Regions from separate parts of the Homo sapiens genome. Here region 2 is linked to region 1. Evidence: read pairs that join two places in POLR2A ChIA-PET (ENCODE). Cell type or tissue: CD4-positive, alpha-beta T cell. All regions are shown on one strand. Each heading gives the region's core, and the rest is flanking DNA. Links, peaks and the distances in the headings are about the cores only.

What was found. Peaks named below come from ENCODE experiments on the same cell type or tissue, not always from the same donor. Only the 100,000 strongest peaks of a DNase experiment are listed, where the experiment ranks them.
Region 2: POLR2A ChIA-PET joins it to region 1 with 16 read pairs; 22 of 35 experiments call an interaction of 5 or more read pairs at or near these places.

The regions. Positions count from the first base shown.
Region 1 is chr11:64,265,237-64,275,420 of GRCh38, reverse strand. PLCB3 (phospholipase C beta 3) reads right to left here. Exons shown (of 31, transcript NM_000932.5): 25 at 9,919-10,111; 26 at 9,382-9,535; 27 at 9,219-9,295; 28 at 9,017-9,106; 29 at 8,869-8,926; 30 at 8,150-8,236; 31 at 7,498-8,068. The coding sequence ends at 7,865. It overlaps BAD (BCL2 associated agonist of cell death), which reads left to right. Exons shown (of 4, transcript NM_032989.3): 3 at 3,618-3,808; 4 at 5,084-5,591. The coding sequence ends at 5,212. It also overlaps a transcript of GPR137 not described here. Among named protein-coding and RNA genes, the nearest start is that of BAD, 14 kb to the left of the region's middle. RefSeq lists enhancers at 1-319, 3,777-3,826, 3,837-4,066, 4,235-4,800, 4,930-5,359 and a silencer at 5,810-5,929. In CD4-positive, alpha-beta T cell, for the core only: no CTCF peak of the experiment used is centred there; DNase peaks (open chromatin) are centred at 3,950, 4,360, 4,660, 5,380 and 5 weaker places; H3K4me3 peaks cover 3,599 bases; H3K27ac peaks cover 3,768 bases.
Region 2 is chr11:64,334,353-64,344,102 of GRCh38, reverse strand. CCDC88B (coiled-coil domain containing 88B) reads right to left here and starts at 3,899. Exons shown (of 27, transcript NM_032251.6): 1 at 3,777-3,899; 2 at 3,351-3,496; 3 at 3,085-3,196; 4 at 2,925-2,994; 5 at 2,775-2,833; 6 at 2,599-2,682; 7 at 2,361-2,504; 8 at 1,964-2,109; 9 at 1,728-1,809; 10 at 1,423-1,581; 11 at 778-924; 12 at 488-596; 13 at 189-325; 14 at 1-106. The coding sequence starts at 3,836. It overlaps MIR7155 (microRNA 7155), which reads left to right and starts at 2,199; the gene lies at 2,199-2,254. LOC102723878 (a long non-coding RNA gene) reads left to right here and starts at 3,311. Exons shown (of 4, transcript NR_188518.1): 1 at 3,311-3,562; 2 at 4,025-4,203. RefSeq lists silencers at 1,052-1,346, 3,211-3,260, 3,281-3,360, enhancers at 8,597-8,656, 8,907-9,166, 8,761-9,261 and a cis regulatory region at 8,473-9,168. In CD4-positive, alpha-beta T cell, for the core only: no CTCF peak of the experiment used is centred there; DNase peaks (open chromatin) are centred at 1,432, 1,942, 3,282, 3,902 and 2 weaker places; H3K4me3 peaks cover 2,748 bases; H3K27ac peaks cover 2,074 bases.

The DNA.
Region 1 (10,184 bases), core at 1,072-9,071:
GGGCTAAGGTCAGAGCAGGAATGTGGCCAGGGCCTGGCCCACCTAGCTGACCCCTGCTCCACAGTCACCGCACCACAGAACTGGAAATTACTCTGCAGACAGGCCTGTTCCGTCAGTGCCCCTTCTGTTCCCGGCTCTCCTGCCCCTATCCGAAATCCTTCAGCCTCCCAAGGTGCTGGGATTATAGGCATGAGCCGCCACGCCTGGCTGTCATCTGTAATCTTTACTCCTGACCTAGTATGCCTCTCCCCACTGCCACCTCACTCCTCCAGGGTCTTGAGGTATCCCCACCTGACCTGGGGGCAGCTCTGGGCTTTGGTGATGCTCAGAATGCCCAGGCACTCTGATCACAGCCTATCTTACCCTAGGCCTTTCCGGATTCCGTCCTCTCGTTCCCTTACTCGCTTTTTTTTTTTTTTTTTTTTTTTGAGACAAAGTCTCACTCTGTCTCCCAGACTGCCAGACTGGAGTGCAATGGTGAGATCTCAGCTCACTGCAACCTCCGCCTCCCAGGTTCAAGTGATTCTTGTGCCTTAACCTCCCTAGTAGCTGGGACTACAGGCCCACACCACCATGCCTGGCTAGTTTCTTTTTTTTTTTGAGACAGAGTCTCACTCTGCCACCCAGGCTGGAGTGCAGTGGTGCAATCTCGGCTCACTGCAACCTCTGCCTCCTGGGTTCAAGTGATTCTCCCGCCTCAGCCTCCTGAGTAGCTGGGATTACAGGCTCGCGCCACCACACCTGGCTAATTTTTGTGTTTTTAGTAGAGACAGGGTTTCACCATGTGGGTCAGGCTGGTCTCGAACTCCTGACCTCGTGATCCACCTGCCTTGGGCTCCCAAAGTGCTGGGATTACAGGCGTGAGCCACCACACCTGGCCTTTTTTTGTATTTTTAGTAGAGATGGGTTTTTGCCATGTTGGGTCAGGCTGATCTCGAACTCCTGGCCTCAAGTGATCCACCTGCCTTGGCCTCCCAAAGTGTTGGGATTACTGGCGTGAGCCACTGCGCCTACTTGCTTTTTTTTTTTTTCTCGAGGTAGAGTTTCACTCTGTCACCCAGGCTGGAGTGCAGTGGCGTGATCTCAGCTCACTGCAAGCTCCGCCTCCCGGGTTCACGCCATTGTCCTGCCTCACCCTCCCGAGTAGCTGGAACTAAGGCGCCAGCCACCATGCCCAGCTAATTTTTTGTACTTTTAGTACAGATGGGGTTTCACCGTGTTAGGATGGTCTCGATCTCCTGACCTCGTGATGCGCCTGCCTCGGCCTCCCAAAGTGTTGGGATTAAAGGCGTAAGCCACCGCACCCGGCCACCTACTTGCTTTCTTAGTCATGTGTCTCATTTATGTGTCCTAGCTGGGACCCCTGGAGGCCCTGCACTGGCCCACAGGCCAGGTCCTCAGGTCCTCTGAGGGGAGAAGAGACATTCCAATGGTTATCCCCCGCCTTCAGTTCCTGGCCTGTAATTTACCTCCTCCAAAGAGCCTCCCTGACAGACATATCTTGCCATAAACACCCAGCATGTTTCCCTACCTGCCTCTCTTTTTTTTTTTTTTTTTTTTTTTTTGAGATGGGTGCAGTGGCGTGATCTTGGCTCACTGTAACCTCTGCTGCCCAGGTTCAAGCGATTCTTCTGCTTCAGCCTCCCGAGTAGCTGGGATTACAGGTGCCTGCCACCGCGCCTGGCTAATTTTTTTGTATTTTTAGTAGAGACGGGGTTTTACCATCTTGGTCAGTCTGGTCTTAAACTCCTGACCTCGTGATCTCCCCAACCTCGGCCTCCCAAAGTGCTGGGATTACAGGCGTGAGCCACTGCGCCCAGCCCCCCACCTGCTTCTCACTCTGTCATTGCACTCTGAGTGTTTGCTCAGGGGAGTGGTTCTAAGTCTTTATCGGTCTGGGTAGAGGAGTGGAGTTGGCAGGAGTTGGGAGATGGCACAGAGCACAGTTCAAATAGACCATAGTAGGCGGGCCTCTGAATAATAACCCATAGTGCACTTGCAGCCTACAAAGCACTTTCTTTTTTCTTTTGTTATTATTATTATTATTTGAGACAGAGTCTCGCTCTGCCACCCAGGCTGGAGTGCAGTGGCACAATCTCGGCTCACTGCAACCTCCACCCACTGGGTTAAAGCAGTTCTCCTGCTTCAGCCTCCTGAGTGGCTGGGACTACAGGCGTGAACCACCACACCTAACTAATTTTTGTATTTTTAGTAGAGACGGAGTTTCACCAGAGTTTGAGGCCAGGCTGGTCTCGAACTTCTGACCTCAGGTGATCCACCTGCCTTGGCCTCCCAAAGTGCTGGGATTACTGGCGTGAGCCACCACGTCTGGCCTTCTTTTATTAATTTTTTAAATTAATAGAGATGGGGTTTTGCAATGTTGCCTAGGCTGGTCTCGAACTCCTGAACTCAAGCAATCCACCTGCCTCAGCCTCCCAAAGTGCTGGGATTACAGGCGTGAGGAATCACGCCCAGCCACAAAGCACTTTCACATTTTTTAATTTTATGTGATGTTCACACAGCCACTGGGAGTCAGGGCTAGGATTATCCCCTCATAAAGGTGAGGACACAGGCTAAGAGAGTCGAAGGCTGGCTAGACAAGGGGAGAGACACAGAGCTCCGCTGATCATCACTGGACTCTGGATTCCACCAAACCTTTGGAACCTTCCAGCCTCAGGCCTCCACAGCTTCACAGAAACTGGGCAAGTCTTAACTCTCTAAGCTTCTGTCTTCTCACCTAAGCATGTTTGGTACTCACCTCCCAGGGTGGTTAGGAGGATAATAAGGGAATGTCTCGGCCTACACGTAAGTGCACCATCAATGGTACCTAAAAACGTCAACAGTTCCAGACACTGTCTCCAGAGAAGGCTCTGTGGGGGATGCGGACATGTAGCGGCCAAGTTCTTGTTCTCCAGGGGCTCTGCAGGTCCCTTGCAGAGGAGGCATTCAATCCTGCCGGCTGTGGCAGGACACTTTCCTATCCAAGGGATTGGCTTCCTCCGATGTAGAACAGACACTATGAAATAGCTACCAACCCAGGGGTTGCCAGGAGGCCCCATGAAGGTCTTGCACTAATAATACTTCTTGCTTTTTTTTTTTTTCTTTTGAGAAAAAAAGCCTGTCGCCCAGGCTGGAGTGCAGTGGCGTGATCTCGGCTCACTGCGACCTCTCCCTCCTGGGTTCAAACGATTCTTCTGCCTCAGCCTCCCGAGTAACTGGGACTATAGGCACGTGCCACTATGCCCAGCTAATTTTTGTGTTTTGAGTAGAGACAGGGTTTCACCATGTTGGCCAGGATGGTCTCGATCTCCTGACCTTGTGATGTAACTAGTATTTCTTATGCCCTTATTTTGTGCTAGGCACAGGGCCTCACCCATTATTGGCACTCGGTAAGGATTCGTGGGATTAATGAGAAGTTAACCTAAATCTTCACCAAAGGCCCCTGAGCTTCCCCTCGATTCACATACAAGGGACTGGGGCTCTGAGAGGTGGGCTGTGATGCGCCCCTGGAAGACCCACGAGTGGGCCTGCAGAGCTGATGGGGAGGGTTCAGGCAGGGCCAGGGGCTTAGAGGAGCTGAGATTAACGTCGCCCCCCTACCCACTGACCCTCTGCAGGCGCTGGGGCTGTGGAGATCCGGAGTCGCCACAGCTCCTACCCCGCGGGGACGGAGGACGACGAAGGGATGGGGGAGGAGCCCAGCCCCTTTCGGGGCCGCTCGCGCTCGGCGCCCCCCAACCTCTGGGCAGCACAGCGCTATGGCCGCGAGCTCCGGAGGATGAGTGACGAGTTTGTGGACTCCTTTAAGGTGAGCGCCAGTCCCCAGCGTGCCAGGACCTGAAGTACCAGGCCGCCCCCCGCCGGTCTGTCCCTGCCTTGTCCCAAGGCACGCCCGGATCTGGAGTCCCACGACCCCTCCCCAAAGCCGTCCTGTTCCTTCCTAGCTCCAGAGCATTCTGGGATTTGTAGTCACAAGACTTCCCCGCCCCCACTCCCCAGCTCTTCCCCCGCCTGGTGTGTGTGTGTGTGTGTGTGTGTGAGTCACAGGGCATGCTGGGATCTGTAGTCTAGATCCCACTCCAGGCGTGTGTGTGTGTGTGTGTGTGTGTGTGTGTGTGTGTGTGAGAGTCACAGGGCATGCTGGGATCTGTAGTCTAGATCCCACTCCAGGCGTGTGTGTGTGTGTGTGTGTGTGTGTGTGTGTGTGTGTGTGAGTCACAGGGCATGCTGGGATCTGTAGTCTAGATCCCACTCCAGGTGTGTGTGTGTGTGTGTGTGTGTGTGAGAGAGTCACAGGGCATGCTGGGATCTGTAGTCTAGATCCCACTCCAGGTGTGTGTGTGTGTGTGTGTGTGTGTGTCAGTCACAGGGCATGCTGGGATCTGTAGTCTAGATCCCACTCCAGGCGTGTGTGTGTGTGTGTGTGTGTGTGTGTGTGTGTGTGTCACAGGGCATGCTGGGATCTGTAGTCTAGATCCCACTCCAGGCGTGTGTGTGTGTGTGTGTGTGTGTGTGTGTGTCTCACAGGGCATGCTGGGATCTGTAGTCTAGATCCCACTCCAGGCCAAAGCTCCTGGGTTCCCCGAATTCTTGGAAGACCAGGCATGCTGGTATTTGTGCTCCTTGCTGGCACCTGTGCGCTCTGTCGCCCAGGCTGGAGTGCAGTGGTGCGATCACGGCTCACTGCAGCCTGGAACTCCTGGCCTCAAAGGATCCTCCCGCTTCAACCTCCCAAAGTGCTGGGATTACAGGCGCTCACCATCGCTCCCGGCCCTTTGATTCTCGAATTGCGGTCTCATCTTCTGGGTGCTAGGTCTCCAGCTCTGGCCTTTCCATTTAGGGCCCTAGGCATCCTCTCTTCCCGTCTCCGGCACGGAGTTCCTGGGATCTAACCAGTTCCCATTCCTGGGGGCCCATGCGTCCTCGCGAGCGTCCCTGACCGCCCGGCGTGGAGCCTCCTGGGAGTTGTGGCCTTCATTATCTCCCCCCCGATCTCACTTAGAGGAAGGCTCACGGAAGTGGAGAGCCTGGCTCGAGCTGCCATGGTAATCTAACTCATGTAACCCTTTTCTCCCTCCACCAGAAGGGACTTCCTCGCCCGAAGAGCGCGGGCACAGCAACGCAGATGCGGCAAAGCTCCAGCTGGACGCGAGTCTTCCAGTCCTGGTGGGATCGGAACTTGGGCAGGGGAAGCTCCGCCCCCTCCCAGTGACCTTCGCTCCACATCCCGAAACTCCACCCGTTCCCACTGCCCTGGGCAGCCATCTTGAATATGGGCGGAAGTACTTCCCTCAGGCCTATGCAAAAAGAGGATCCGTGCTGTCTCCTTTGGAGGGAGGGCTGACCCAGATTCCCTTCCGGTGCGTGTGAAGCCACGGAAGGCTTGGTCCCATCGGAAGTTTTGGGTTTTCCGCCCACAGCCGCCGGAAGTGGCTCCGTGGCCCCGCCCTCAGGCTCCGGGCTTTCCCCCAGGCGCCTGCGCTAAGTCGCGAGCCAGGTTTAACCGTTGCGTCACCGGGACCCGAGCCCCCGCGATGCCCTGGGGGCCGTGCTCACTACCAAATGTTAATAAAGCCCGCGTCTGTGCCGCCGAGGCTTTTCTGTGCGTCGACTGGGGCTCCGGCAGGCCGGGGTAGTGCTCTCACGGATACTTTCAAAAGAGGCCGCTGTCTTACGAGGGAAACTTAGGCTCTGCCTGACATCCAGCGACAGAGACGGAAGGGGTCGCGGCGGCTCGCGGGCCTGGGCTGCGCGGCCCAGGTCCAAGTCCCCAGCACGCGCATTGGGACCGCAGCGCTGCCGGCAGCCCGATCCCGCGCTCTGCAAACCGTGCCGCGGCCCCCCAGAGAGGGTCACTCGCTCCTATTTGGGTCAGCCCTTTCCAGCAGCTACTGTGTGGCCGGCCCGGGGCCAGCGCCGCCCGGGTACCTCGCGGGGCGGGAGGGAGCGGCTGAGCCAGGCTGGCAGCAGCGCGGTCGCTGGAAACTGAGGCTTCATGCGGGGACCCGGACAGAGCGGGGGCTCCGTTCCAGAAAGATTTATTGGCGCCCCCTATAACCCGGGCCGGTTCTTGGTGCCGGGCACAGAGATGCATTGCGCCACGGCCCTGCTCGCGGAAGCTCCCGAGGGCCCGGAATCGGCAGGGCAGTCAGAGAGGGCTTCAGGGAGGAGGCAGCTAGAGCTGCGACCGGAAGGTGAGGTGAGGGTCATCCCCCCCGGCGCAAGGAGGAGTGGACCCATGGAAGGACAGGGGAGCAGCAGAGGCCAGGCTTCTAGGGGCTGGAATGTCACACCCAGAAGTTAGACATTCAGCTGGTATTTGAGGACCTGGGAACTGACTTGGAGTGTGTCCCTCAGTGGACACCAGCTAGAGTCAGGAAGGTGGGAGTTGGCTGCTGAGGAGCCTAGATACGGAATACACTGGAGTGAGCAGAACTGGGGGATAGGGCAGCGTCCCACAGAAGAAGTGAGGAAGTCTGGGGCCATTGCATTGACCCTGAGGGAGGAGGGCCCTACTCCGGAGCCTGTTTCCCTGGCCTCCCCACCCCATCTGTTTGCCTGAGGCTGCAGCAAAAACAAAGCAAAGAAGATACTCAATTGGCAGGAGATAAGCCCAGATAAGAGGCCGCCTTCCCCTGGAGGAGGGATGCAGGCGGGCAGCCTGGGAAGAGCCAGGAAGCTGGGAGAGGCCTTGAAGAGGTGCCAAGCCGACCCTGCTGCGAGCCCAGCCCCGCCCTGGAGCCCGCACTGTGGGCTCTCTGCCACTTTTCGCTGGTCTTGAGGCATGGGACAGGTCCAGGCTGGCTGAAGACAGTCCACCACGGAGGGTCCAGGCCTGCCCTGCCTCCAGGTCAGGACGTCTTGACTTAGCTGTGGCCTAGCACACGACAGATGGCTCCGGGCCTCAGTCTCCTCATCTGTAAAACAGGCATAACATCTCCCTCACAGGGATGAGGGGATGCTGGGTGGCCCAGCCCCTGCGTGTCTGTGACTGTCCACTTCCCTTCCCCCAGAGTCACAGGCAGGCCTACTGCCCACCTATTTCTGAAGACCCAGGTCCCCCGGTGTTGGGCAGGTTCTGAGCTGCCCTGCTCCACCCTGGCCGATCCATCACCTGATAGAGTCAACTGCCTGTCGGGGGCCCAGAGCAGCCCCAGCGGAAGATACTAGGCGTTTGGGTCATATCAGGCCACAGGAAGCGGGGCAGGGAAGGCTTCCTGAAGCAGAGGCCTGAGCCTCAGAAAAGAGAGAACAGGGAGAGCCTCGGAGAGACGAAAGTCATGGGGATGGGGGAACAGGAACAGCGGCTTGGGGGCAGAGGGCACAAGCAGAAGGCCACGGAAGCTCAGCAGACTCGGCAGGGCAAGCTCAGGTTCAACCCAGCAGCCCTTGGCTGGAGGCGTGACCTCAACCCCACCAAATGCCCAAAGTCCATTTTATAGATGAGGAAACTTAGGGCCCAGAGTCCTGTCACCCCAAATCACACTGCACACAGGGTCCCTGAAATCCACTTTTATTCATGTAAAAAAAATCCCCAAAGAATAGAGAAAAAAATGTGACTCCTACTTCCCGGAGCTCCAAGTCTCCAGCCAGCTCTCCCGGGGAAGGGAGGAGACGCTGCTAGCTCGAGGGTGTGGGTGTCACAGGGAGCAAAGCCCTGACCAAGGCCCTAACCTAAGACTGAGGGCAGGAAGGAGGGGCCCCAGGAGGATGAAGGGAGTTAGCTGAGGTACTTGCCCCGGGTTTAAAAAAATAAAATTTCTAGATAAAAAGTTAAAAAAAAAAAAAAAAAGCATTAGTGTCATTGCCTCCTGCCCTCCACCCAGCGCCCGCCCTGGCCCTGTGGCCACCTCGCTCAGCCAGTTCAGAGCTGCGTGTTCTCCTCCTGGCTCTCCGAGTCAGCGCCCGACAGGTGCCCGCTGCTCCCGGGTGCGTGACCGTTGCTGGCACAGGCCACCAGAGGCCCGTCCCCCAGCCCCTCCGGCATCTCGCCCAGCAGGCTCCGGCGGATCTCCTGGGGGAGCCTCGCCCGCTGCTCCTGACACTCCTGGGCCAGCTGGGCCAGCAGCTGTGGGAGAAGGATGGGCATCACAGGCGAGGCCTGGCTGCCTTGCACCCCGTCTGCCCACCTGTTCGCCCATGGCCTCACCTTGGGCTCCTCTTCTGCCAGCTGTTGCAGGACCTGCTGCTGCCCAGCCACAAGACGGTCATGCCGCTGCTTCTGGGCCTCCTCCAGCTACAGGGGTGGGCAAGGGCTCAGCTGAGGGGCCCTGAGGGAGGGGCTAGAGCCTCGAGGCTCTGGCTGGGTATAGAAGTCAGGTGGGCGAGGCCGGGTGCAGTGGCTCACATCTATAATCCCAGCACTTTGGGAGGCCAAGGCGGGCGGATCACCTGAGGTCAGGAGTTCGAGAACAGCCTGGCCAACATGGTGAAACCCCATCTCTACTAAAAATAAAAAAATTAGCCAGGCATGGTGGCGGATGCCTGTAATCCCAGCTACTCGGGAGGCTGAGGCAAGAGAATTGCTTGAACCCAAGAGGTTGCAGTGAGCCAAGATCGCGCCACTGCACTCCAGCCTGGGCGACAGAGTGAGACTCTGTCTCAAAGAAAAAGAAGTCAGGTGGGCGAAGGCTCCCAGGGCAATGTATCAGGGTTGTGAGAGGACTGGGCCCAAGGACGCCAAAGCCAGGGACACTGGTACAGACAGTTGGCTTTGGGTATGATGTGGGTACCCTGGGGCTGTTGGGCACTTGAGAAAGGCCCTAGAAGAACCTTGAGGGCAACGTGGCACCAGGCCAGGCATGGAGATGGGTGTCTGATGAGTGAAGGAAGGGAGGTGGGGTAGGGTGGCCCGGGAGCCTGACTCACCCGACGGATGGAGTTGACTGACTCAGTGATGTGCCGACGGTTAATCTCCGTCAGTTCCCTGCACGGGAGCAACGCAGGATGGCTCGGGGCCCAGACACCTGCCCTGCCTCCCCAGTACCCAGATGGCCCCCGGTCCCGGTGCCCTTACGCCTCCTTCTTATGCTTGTCCCTCATCTTGGCCTCCGAGATGCTGTTATGGCGCTTTCTGTCCAGGATCTTCTGCAGCTCCTTCTTCTCCCTGGAGAAGCCGGCAGGGGAAGAGGAGGGGTCAGCGGCAGAAGCACAGACTCTGCCCTCCTTCTGGTACTAGAAGTCCCCAGCCCTTCCCATAGACAATCCTCGGCTTTCACCTCTCGTTCATCTCTTTCAGCCTCTTGAACTGAGTTGTGTTTGCATCAAGGACGACCTCCCTGAGCCGCTGCAGAGCCTGTGGACACAGGGAGCTGACAGGTGATGCCGGGCTGACGACGGGTCTATCCAGCAGGCTTTCCCTGGCCACTGCAGGCCCCCTACCTGTCTCAGGTGTTCCAGCCTCCGCTGGGCCTCTGCGTCCACCTGGGCCTCCCGCAGCTCCAGCAGGCTCTGCACCTGTCTGTTCTGGAACTCCTGATACCGCTTTGCCTCGTCCTCCCCCTCCTTCGTGTCCTCCACATCAGCGGCCCCACCTCTGCGAGGAGAACCCCTCTGGGTGATGCCTGGGCCCGTCACATGGACTGGGATGGGGAGGGTGTGTAGGGGGGCACATCCTGGCAAGCGATGGCAGACACCATCCCATGGGGCCAGGTCTGTTATGCAAACCAGGAGGCCTGTTAGCTCCACCCAAGTGATGGGAGCCTGTTTGGGCAACATGCTCCTCATGGACTTCAAAAGAGATGTCACTCCCTGGGGGACACAGGGACGCCTGGTGTGGAAAGCCTCCTCCATCCTTGCACTGAACCCTCCTCCCTGGGGGTCAAGGAGCAGCTCTTGCCATCTCTCCATGCCCACCGACCCCCATGTTCACATCAGCACACCCAGCACACATAGCACACAGGCGGCCCAGACACTCACAGGGCACCTGGCCGCAGCCGGCACCTGCCCTCAGCCTGTGCCTGAGCCAGGCCATCCAGCAGGCGGCGGGTGAGGGTGACTGCCTTCCGCTGATGCTTCTTGCGCAGCTCCCGCAGGTCTCGCTCTTGCCGGCTCCGGAGCTTGACCAGAGCCTTGTGACCTCGGAGCTCATCCAGCGGGGTGGGGGCCACCTCTGGGAGCGGCAGAGCAAAGGTGGGCGGGGGGTGGGGGAACCTGCAAGGCAGCCCCCTGCCTCCAGGTACCCC
Region 2 (9,750 bases), core at 1-8,000, 70 kb before region 1:
TCTGAACCAAGCCCTGAGGGCTGTGGTCGAAGGCCACAGGAGTCTGGGGAGCCTCCTCCAGCACTGGAAGAACAGGGTCCTCTCTCGGTGCCTCCAGCAGGGGGTGCTGAGGGCATACGAGAGGGACAGTCAGGCCCAGGGAGGGACTAGGGGAAGGGCCGGCCAGGACCCTGGGGGAGGGGACTTACCTGGCCCCCTGGCTGCCCCTGAAGCACCTGAAGCAGCCCCCGAAGCTCCCGGTTCTCCCTCTCAAGGGTCCGAAGCCGCCCAGCCTCTGCCTCCCTCACCTCATCTTGCAGCGAGGGGGCCGCTCCTGCTAGGGGTGCTGAGGATGAGAGATGAGGTCAGGACCCCTCCTTTACTGCCTGGCTCCTCACATACACACCCCAGAGGCTTGGGAGAAGGGAGGGAGTCAGAGGCTCTCCCCAGTACACTGCTGGAAAGCATAGGAAGCCCCCACCCCAGCCCTTCCAGTGGGGTCCCTCACCCTCCCCAGGGGATCCTGGAGGTGGCTCCAAGCTCCGCTGAAGCTCCAGCTCCAGCTCCACATTCTCCTCAGCCAGCTGGTCCACCTGATGCCGCAGAGAGTCCAGCTCCTGGGGGTGAGGGAAGGGTCAGACAAGCCCTCCACACCATGGCCAGGCCGAGTGTGTAGGTCGGAGGGTCACTAGAGGTCACCAAGAGCAGAGGTTGCAAGAATCACTAGGGACCACTAGGGAATCAATGGGGTCATGGGGTGACGGGGCAACCCAAGTGGGATCACTCTGGCTACCTTACCGCATGGGCCTCGCCCAGCCGGGTTCGCAGCAGCAGGTTCTCGCGCTGGGTCTCGTGCAGCCGGGCGCAGCGCTCTCGGGCAGCCTCCAGCTGCTCTTCCAGCAGCGCCTTGGACGCCTCCAGCACCCCCGAGAGCACCCGCTCCTCCTGGTGGGAGAGCAGGGAGAACCGGTAGCCACGCAGCCCCCATGCACTCCAGCGCCTGAGGGTCCCAAACTCCTTCCCCTCAGCCTGTCACAGACCCTGCCTCCCTCCCCCACCCTGCACCCCATCAGTCTCTAGGCCCCGCCACTCCCTTCCATCTTCTTCCCACCAAGATCTCTTCAGGTACTTTCTCCCTCGCCCCTGGCCCCGCCCTTTGTGCAGGCCCCGCCCTTCTGTCCATGCCCCGCCCCTCCCCCCCGGGAACAGCCCTCCTTCCAAGGCTGCATCACTTACACAGCCCCCCCACTCCCCTACACCTGCCCCATCCTCTGGAGGCCCTTTCCCAGACGCCACCTCCCTGAATTTGTCCTCACCCATTTCTCCACCTGTGACTGTCCCCTCCAGAGAACCTGCCTCTCTGCCCTCGGGACCCAATCTCGCCCCTCCTCCTGGCCCGCCCCCTCGCGCACGCCCCGCCCCGCGGCTCCGTCTCCGCCTCACCTCCAGCTGACTCTTGTAGGCCTCAGCCGCCTGCAGCCGCTCGCGGCAGCGCCTCAGCTCCTCCTGCAGGCGGGGCAGGCGGCCGGCCCGCTCCCGCAGCGCCTCTGCCTCCTCGCGGTACAGCTCGGCCCGCTTGGCCTGTCCCGACAGCGCCTGGGCCTGGGCCAGACGGTGTGGAGCTGGGAACAGCCAGCCGCGGGCCAGAGGGATTAGGGACGGGAAGGAGCCGGGTTGGGAGGGAGGCAATGGGACCGGGTGCGGGGAGGTTAGGGAATGCCGCGGTGGCGGGGAGCATGTGAGCGCACCTCCTGGCGGAGCCTTCTTATTTCGGCCTCCAAACCCTGCACCTCGGCCTGGGAGTCTAGCAGCAGCTCGGCCTTCTCCTCCCTGGAGGGAAGGGGAGTCTAGGGAGGGTCTGGGGGCCCACAACCCCCAGCCCTTCCCAGGCCTGACCCCTCCCGTAGCCACCAGGGCTAGGGTCCCATCCAGGCTTAATCTGCCCCTCTCCACTCAGTCCCCTTCCCAGGCTGCGCACACTCACAGCTCCTGCCGCAGACGCCGCAGCTGAGCCTTGGCGTTGGCCAGCTGCAGGGCCAGATGGTGCGAGGGGCCCTCGGCGGGAGCCCTAGAGGGAGCCTCAGGCCTCAAGCAGAGGGGTTCTCGCTCCAGCAGCAGTTCAGCCAGCCGCTGTAGGTCAGGGGTCAAGGGTCAGGACTAACTTATCCAATGCCTCTGCACATCGACCCCCAACCACAACACCAGACATGGGGTTGTGGTCTGGGGTCTTGGGCCATCTGGTTGTGACATCACTGATGGCCCAAGACCTCAGACCACAACCCCATGCCTGGGCCCCAAACTTCCATCTCCCTTGCACAACCGGCTCCCTGATGGTCCTCCAGTTCCCCAACCTGAGTCCACGATGCCCCTGCTGCCCCTACCTGGGCCCCCAGGTCACGCTCCCGTGCCAGCTTCGACAGTGTCCCCATCAGGCTCCGGGACAGCATCTCCAGCTCGGCAGGTGCCAGCTCCCCAGGATCTGGCCCAGACAGTGCCAGCACCACGCCGGCCCCCGGCTGGGTCACCTGGGGCGCAGGAAGAGCAGTTCAGTGGAAGCCGCGGTGTGGCAAGGGCGTCCCAGGTGCCATACCAGTCTGGGCTGCCGAACCGTCTCAGTACCTCCTGGATGGCAGCGGCCAGCTCGCTCTGGACCTCGAGACTGAGGCCCTGGATGTGGCGGATGAAGAGTTCCCGGTGCTCACACTGAGGGGAGACAGGAAGGGGAGCTGGTGCAGGATCTCCCTCCTCTACCGCCAAAGCTCGACCCTAACCTTTCCTTCCCACCGCCGGCTCACCTGTACTGACGCTCCCAACAGTAGCCGAAGAACGCCTTCCAGCTGCTCCACCGCTTCTTCTGCAAGGCACATGCCACAAGGGGTTAACTGGGGCGGGGAAGGTAGAGTAGTGCGGGGGCAGAGGCAGGAGGGTGTGGGTGGGGAGAGCACCTGAGAGAGGGTCAAATCCCAATGTCTGGAGGTCTGGGGGTGGCGACAGGATCAGCAGCTGCAGCTCCTCCTGGAGGCAGAGAGGCAGACTATATGAGGCGCCTTCCCGAAGGGGCTCCTCTTCCCCTCCTGTCTCCGCCTTTCCCTCGAGACCCCTTACCTGGTAGAAGTCCCTCAGTCGGCCCCACAGGTGGTTCAGGTTCCACACTCGCCAGGCAGCAGGTCCGTCAAGGCCTCTGAGCATCCGAGGTCCCCCTCGGGAGCTGGGGGCACTATGAGCCGGAGGTGGGCTCGAGGACCCGCCTCCCGTCAACAGGCCTCGCCCACCGTCCCTCAGGCCCCGCCCACTGAGCATCAGGCTCCGCCCACCCGCTTCCCCTCCTCTCAGATCCTTCCCCGCCACCGCCCCGGCCCGATGCCCCTTACATGATGCCCAGCACCCGGAGGAGCAGGGCCCCATCGCTGAGGCGCAGGAATCTCTTCTCCAACCAAAGGGGCGGCTCTTCCTCCTCTTCCTCTTCTTCCCCCTCCGAGTCCTCCGCCTCCCCGACCAGCCCGGCCAGTCCCAGCGCCTGTGAGGAGCCCAGAGGGGTCAGCCGACCAGCAGAGTGAACCCTGAGCCCCTCCGACCTGCCCCAGTGAGCCCAAGCACCCCTTCTCACCCGTCCTCTGAGTGCCTCTGTCCCCTCTTCCCTCACCACAGCCCCCCACACCATATCTCCATCCCCCACATTTGAACCCAGCCCTCCCCTCCGGCCTGGTTCTGCCTCACCCTCCCCCGGCCAGCGCCAACACCAGCCCCTGGCTGGGGCTCACTTCCCCTCCCCAACCCGCTGCCACCTGCCCCCTCACCCAGGTAGCCAGACTCCCACTCAGGAAGTCTCTGAGCCTGGGCCCCTTGCCCCCCTCCATGCCCGGGTCGGGGTGCCCGTCTCACTGTGGCAGCTGCACCTGCCCTGAGAGGAAGAGGAAGTCCCCGAGTGGGGGATCCCGGGGCCAGCCACAGACACCCTGTGCAGCTTCCTCCTTCCGGGTGCAGGCGGGCCTGGGCAGTCTGAGTCCTACCTCAGCCCCCACCTCACCTCCCTGCATCCTCCTAGCATCTCTGCAGGGCTAGCCCAGAGGTTGGCGGCGGAAGGCCCACAGCTCCCCTGGCTCCATGGGCAATGACCGAACAGCCCTTCACCTCTCTGGGCCTTGTTTTCTCAAACTGAAACTGGAGAGGATGACCCCAGCCTGGGACCTTCGAGGGCCTCAAAAGGGCTCTGGGCCTTGCGTGGTGAGTTTGGTCACCCACACACCCATCTTCCCAAATGCCAGGCTTCACTCACTACAGCGTTCTTTCTTTTCCCTTCAGTATTTCTCAAAGTTACCCAAACCACATCCCCTGGGAAGCCTGGTTCAGATGCTCCTCCAAGAAGCCTCCCTTGAACCCCAGATAGAAGGGAGCATCATTCCTGTGACCTCACCCCACCCCATCCTCTATACACTCGAGACTGTTGTAGCCATACTAGGTGCTATGAAGGGGAGGGGATTTGACCTCGGCAGGATGATCAGGGAAGGCATCCTGGAGTACGCATGAGATCAGGGATGGCTGGGTTAACAGGGCAAAGTGGAAAGGAAGGGAGGGTATTCCAGGCAGCAGGAACAGAATGTGCAACTGCTCTGAGGCAGCTGGAAGCATGGTCAGCAAAAAGATTGGAAATTATGCATGTTTTATCTATTCCAAGATGCTTAATGTTCACGTTTCACTTTTTGTTTTGTTTTGTTTTTAAGAGACAGAGTCTGAATCTGTGACCTAGTCTGGAGTGCAGTTGCAAGATCACAACTCGCTGCAACTTCAACCTCCTGGGCTTAAGCAATTCTCCTACTTCAGCCTTCTGAGTAACTGGGACTACGGGTGTGTGCCACCACACCTGGCTAATTATTTTGCTTGTTTTTTGTACAGACAGAGTCTTGCTGTGTTGCCCGGGCTGGTCTCGAACTCCTGGGCTCAAGTGATCCTCCCGCCTTGGCCTCCTGAAGGGCTGAGATGACGGCATGAGCTGCCTCACGCAGCCCCCATTCTACACCTCTGAAGTGAGTTTACATGGTACAGTTGCTGTCTGGCTAGCTGCCGTCCCAACATCACTGTCAGGACCCACACCTGAAAAGCACCAGCATCAAATCCTTCAGAAGAGTGTCAGCAGCTTGGAAGAAATCCTAGAGGCAAGCAGAACCCTTTTTAGCCCTGGGACTCAAATGGTGGGAAACCCCAGGGGAAGGGAACCAGGCTTGTCAGTGACACTCCCTTTTTTTTTTTTTTTTTTTTTTTGGTGAGACGGAGTCTCGCTGTGTCTGTCGCCTAGGCTGGAGTGTAATGGTGCAATTTCGGGTCACTGCAACCTCCGTCTCCCGGGTTCAAGCAATTCTCCTGCCTCAGCCACCTGAGTAGCTGGGATTATAGGCACCTGCCACCACGCCCAGATGCTTTTTTGTGTTTTTAGTAGAGACAGGGTTTCACCATGTTGGCCAGGCTGGTCTCGAACTCCTGACCTCAGGCAATCCACCCACCTCGGCCTCTGAAAGTGCTGGGATTACAGGTGTGAGCCACCACGCCCGGCCTGTCAGTGACACTCCTAGAGCAGAGTGAAAACTCGGCTCCACTTCATCTGCACAATTGTAAAGCTGGCTTAAGAGCGCCTGGCTGTTTTATGGAATGTTTGGAGCAGTACTGCTCTCCGTAGAACTCTCAAGGACTCAGAGAAGGAGGTGGCAGGCAGACACAGACATCACGACTCTCAGACCAAAAATGATTCAAACAAGTTGGACTCTAAATGTGAAGGAGTTTTCTGAACATGGTAACCAATTTATTTTGCTTCTATTATCCTTTTTATGTGTGCATGAGAATTATATATGATAAGAATCTACATTTAAGTGAAACAGAGCTCTTTCGAGAAATACAAAAGAAAAATTCTAGTGATGAAAGAACCTTGGGACATCGTTAACTGGCAGCATTCTCTTTTCTTAGTGACATTTTTATAATCGATGACATCTTAGTTTTTTTTTGTTTTTTGTTTTGAGACAGGATCTCTGTCACCCAGGCTGGAGTGCAGTGATGCAATCACAACACACTGTAGCCTCAACTTCCCTGGCTCAAGGGATCCTCCCACCTCAGCCTCCTCAGTATCTGGGACCACAGACATCCACCATCCACCCAACTAATTTTTGTATTTTTTGTAAAGATGGGGTTTCACCATGTTGCCCAGGCTGGTCTTGAACTCCTGATCTCAAGCAATCCGCTTGCCTTGACCTCCCAAAGTGCTGGGATTACAGGCGTGCACCACTACATCTGGCCAACATCTTAGATTTGATGAAATATGGCGTAATAATGACATCATAGCAAACACGGGCTTCCCTTGAGCTAGGCATGGTTGTAAGTGCTTTACACTTACTAACGTGTTGGCTCTGGACTAGTCTGTGAAATAAGGACTATGGATTATCTCCATTTTATAGAGGAGGGAACAGAGAGGTTAAGTAATTTGCCTAAGGTCACACAGCTTTTAAGTGGCAGAGCCAACTAAAAGAAGGCAGTGGGGCAAGAGTGCAAGGAGCAAGGGGCACCCATAGTCAAGGTGAGCTGGGCTTGACCAGGCCACAGGAAGCCATGCAGGATTGGTAGCAGAGGAGCACAGCCAGCTGTTCAGCCCTTTTGAAATACCTCTGGAAATGGGAGTGATCCTCTCATTGTTGCCAGAATTCCAGGCCTTGATGCCCAGCACAAGCCTTCATTAAATGTCCCTGGGGTGATTATTATTATTATTATTATTATTTTTGAGACAGAGTCTCGCCCTATCACCTACGCTGGAGTGTGGTGGAGCAATCTCGGCTCACTGCAGCCTCTATCTCCTGGGTTCAAGCGGTTCTTCTGCCTCAGCTCCCTACAGAGCTGGGATTACAGGCATGCGCTGCCATGCCTGACTAATTTTTCTATTTTTTTTAGTAGAGATGGGGTTTCACCATGTTGGCCAGGCTGGTCTCAAACTCCCGACCTTAGGTGATCTGCCCACCTCAGCCTCCCAAAGTGCTGGGATTACAGGTGTGAGCCACCACACCCAACCTGATTATTATCTTTAGTATTAATAATATCAAGGATCAAGGCCGGGCACGGTGGCTCACGCCCGTAATCCCAGCACTTTGGGAGGCTGAGGCGGGCGGATCACCTGAGGTCCGGAGTTCGAGACCAGCCTGACCAACATGGAGAAACCCCATCTCTACTAAAAATACAAAATTAGCCAGCCACGGTGGCTCACACCTGTCATCCCAGCTACTCGGGAGGCTGAGGCAGGAGAATCGCTTGAACCCAGGAGGCGGAGGTTGCGGTGAGCCGAAATCGCACCACTGCAATCCAGCCTGGACAACAAAAGGGAAACTCCATCTCAAAAAAAAAAAGAAAAGAGAGAAAGAGATCATGTCCTTCGTGGGACATGGATGGAGCTGGAGGCCATTATTCTTAGCAAACTAATGCAGGAACAGGAAACCAAACACCGCATGTTGTCCCTCATAAGTGGGAGTTAAATGATGAGAACACACGGACACAAAGAGGGGAACAACAGACACTGGGGCCTACTTGAGGGTGGAGGGTGGGAGGAGGGAGAGGAGCAGGAAAAATAACTATTGGATACTGGGCTTAATACCTGGGTGACAAAATAATCTGTACAACAAACCCCCGTGGCATGAGTTTACCATATAACAAAGCTGCATGTGTACCCCTGAACCTAAAATGTAAGTTTTTTTAAAATTCTATACCTGGCCAGGCACAGTGGCTCACGCCTGTAATCCCTGCACTTTGGGAGGCCGAGGTGGGTGGATCACCTGAGGTCAGGAGTTTGAGACCAGCCTGGCCAATATGGTGAAACCCTGTCTCTACTAAAAATACAAAAATTAGCCAGGCATGGTGGTGATGGATGCCTGTAGTCACTGGGGAGGCTGAGGCATGAGAATTGCTTGAACCCAGAGACGGTGACTGCAGTGAGCCGAGATCGGGCCACTACACTCCAGCCTGGGGGACAACAGCAAAACTCCGATATATATATATATATGTGTGTGTGTGTGTGTGTGTGTGTGTGTGTGTGTGTGTGTGTGTGTATGTATATATGTGTGTGTGTATATATATGTGTGTATATATGTATATATGTGTATATATGTATATATGTGTATATATGTATATATGTGTGTGTATATGTATATGTATGTATATATGTATGTGTATATATATGTATGTGTATATATATGTATGTGTATATATATGTATGTATATATATACTGAATTAAAAATACTAACCCTTCCTGAATCTTATTACTTTTTTATTTTACTTTTTTTTTGGGGTGGGAGGAGATGGAGTCTCACTCACTCTATTGCCCAGGCTGGAGTACAGTGGCGTGATCTTGGCTCACTGCAGTCTCCACCTCTGGCTTCAACCAATTCTCATGCCTCAGCCTCCCCAGGGACTACAGGCACCCATCACCACCACGCCCAGCTAATTTTTGTATTTTTTGTAGAGATGAGGTTTTCACCATATCGCCCAGGCTGGTCTGAAACTCCTGACCTCAAGTGACTCAGCCTCCCAATGTTCTGCGATTACAGGCATGAGCCACACCTGACCTAACCCTTCCTGAATTTTAATAAAGTATTTTATAATATTAAAATAATAATAATAATATCAAGCATCCGTCCACTCTGCAAAGCTTGTTCCTATTTGCATACCCACCCCCGCACGGGCATCCCTCAGGAGCACCTGTCCTGTGCGCGCCCAGCAGCTCCCACGGGGTTATCCAAGTGTGGTGACAGGGGCTCACCTCCTGGTGACTGAGGGCCTCTGTCTTGCTCAATATCTGAGTCACACCCTTCCTCAGGCCTTAGGGGCAGGGCCATGTCTCTATTGCTCTCACATCTGTCACTCCAGACAAGCCTGGCTGCACCTCCATCTGGTTATCTGACTCGCCTCAGCTGAGTCAGGCAGAGGGAATCTGTGGGGAGGAGGGGAGGCTGGAGAGGGGCTTTGCTCATCAGCTGACGCTGAGATCCGGGGATTCCAAGGCCCATTTAGGTGTTCAGGGGTGTTCTTTAAAGGGTGGAAGTGGTCCCTTTACCTTGGACTTTTCCCTTAAAATTTTTTTTCAGATACAGCACATGATCAAAAGTGTCAAGAATGAGGCCAGGTGTGGTGGCTCATGCCTGTAATCCAAGCATCTTGGGAGGCTGAGGCAGGAGGATCACTTGAGCCCAGTAGTTGGAGACCAGCCTGGACAATATAGCAAGACCCCATCTGTACAAAAACACTAAAAAACTAACTGGGCATGGTGGTGCGTGCCTGTGGTCCCAGCTACTTGGGAGGCTGAGGTGAGAGGATCCCTTGAGCCAGGAAGGTCAAGGCTGCAGTGAGTTGTGATCACACCACTGCACTCCAGCTTGGGCAATAGAGCAAGATCCTGTCTCAACAAAAAAACAATGTCGGCTGGGCGTGGTGGCTCACGCCTGTAATCCCAGCACTTTGGGATGCCAAGGCGGGCAGATCACCTGAGGTCGGGAGTTCAAGACCAGCCTGACCAACATGGAGAAACCCTGTCTCTACTAAAAATACAAAAATTAGCCAGGCTTGGTGGTGCATGCCTGTAACCCCAGCTACTTGGGAGCTTGAGGCAGGAGAATCGCTTGAACCCAGGAGGCAGAGCTTGCAGTGAGCCGCGATGGCACCATTGCACTCCAGCCTGGGCAACAAGAGTGAAACTCTGTCTCAAAAAAAAAAAAGAAAAAGAAAAACCAATATCCAGAGTACACAGAGTC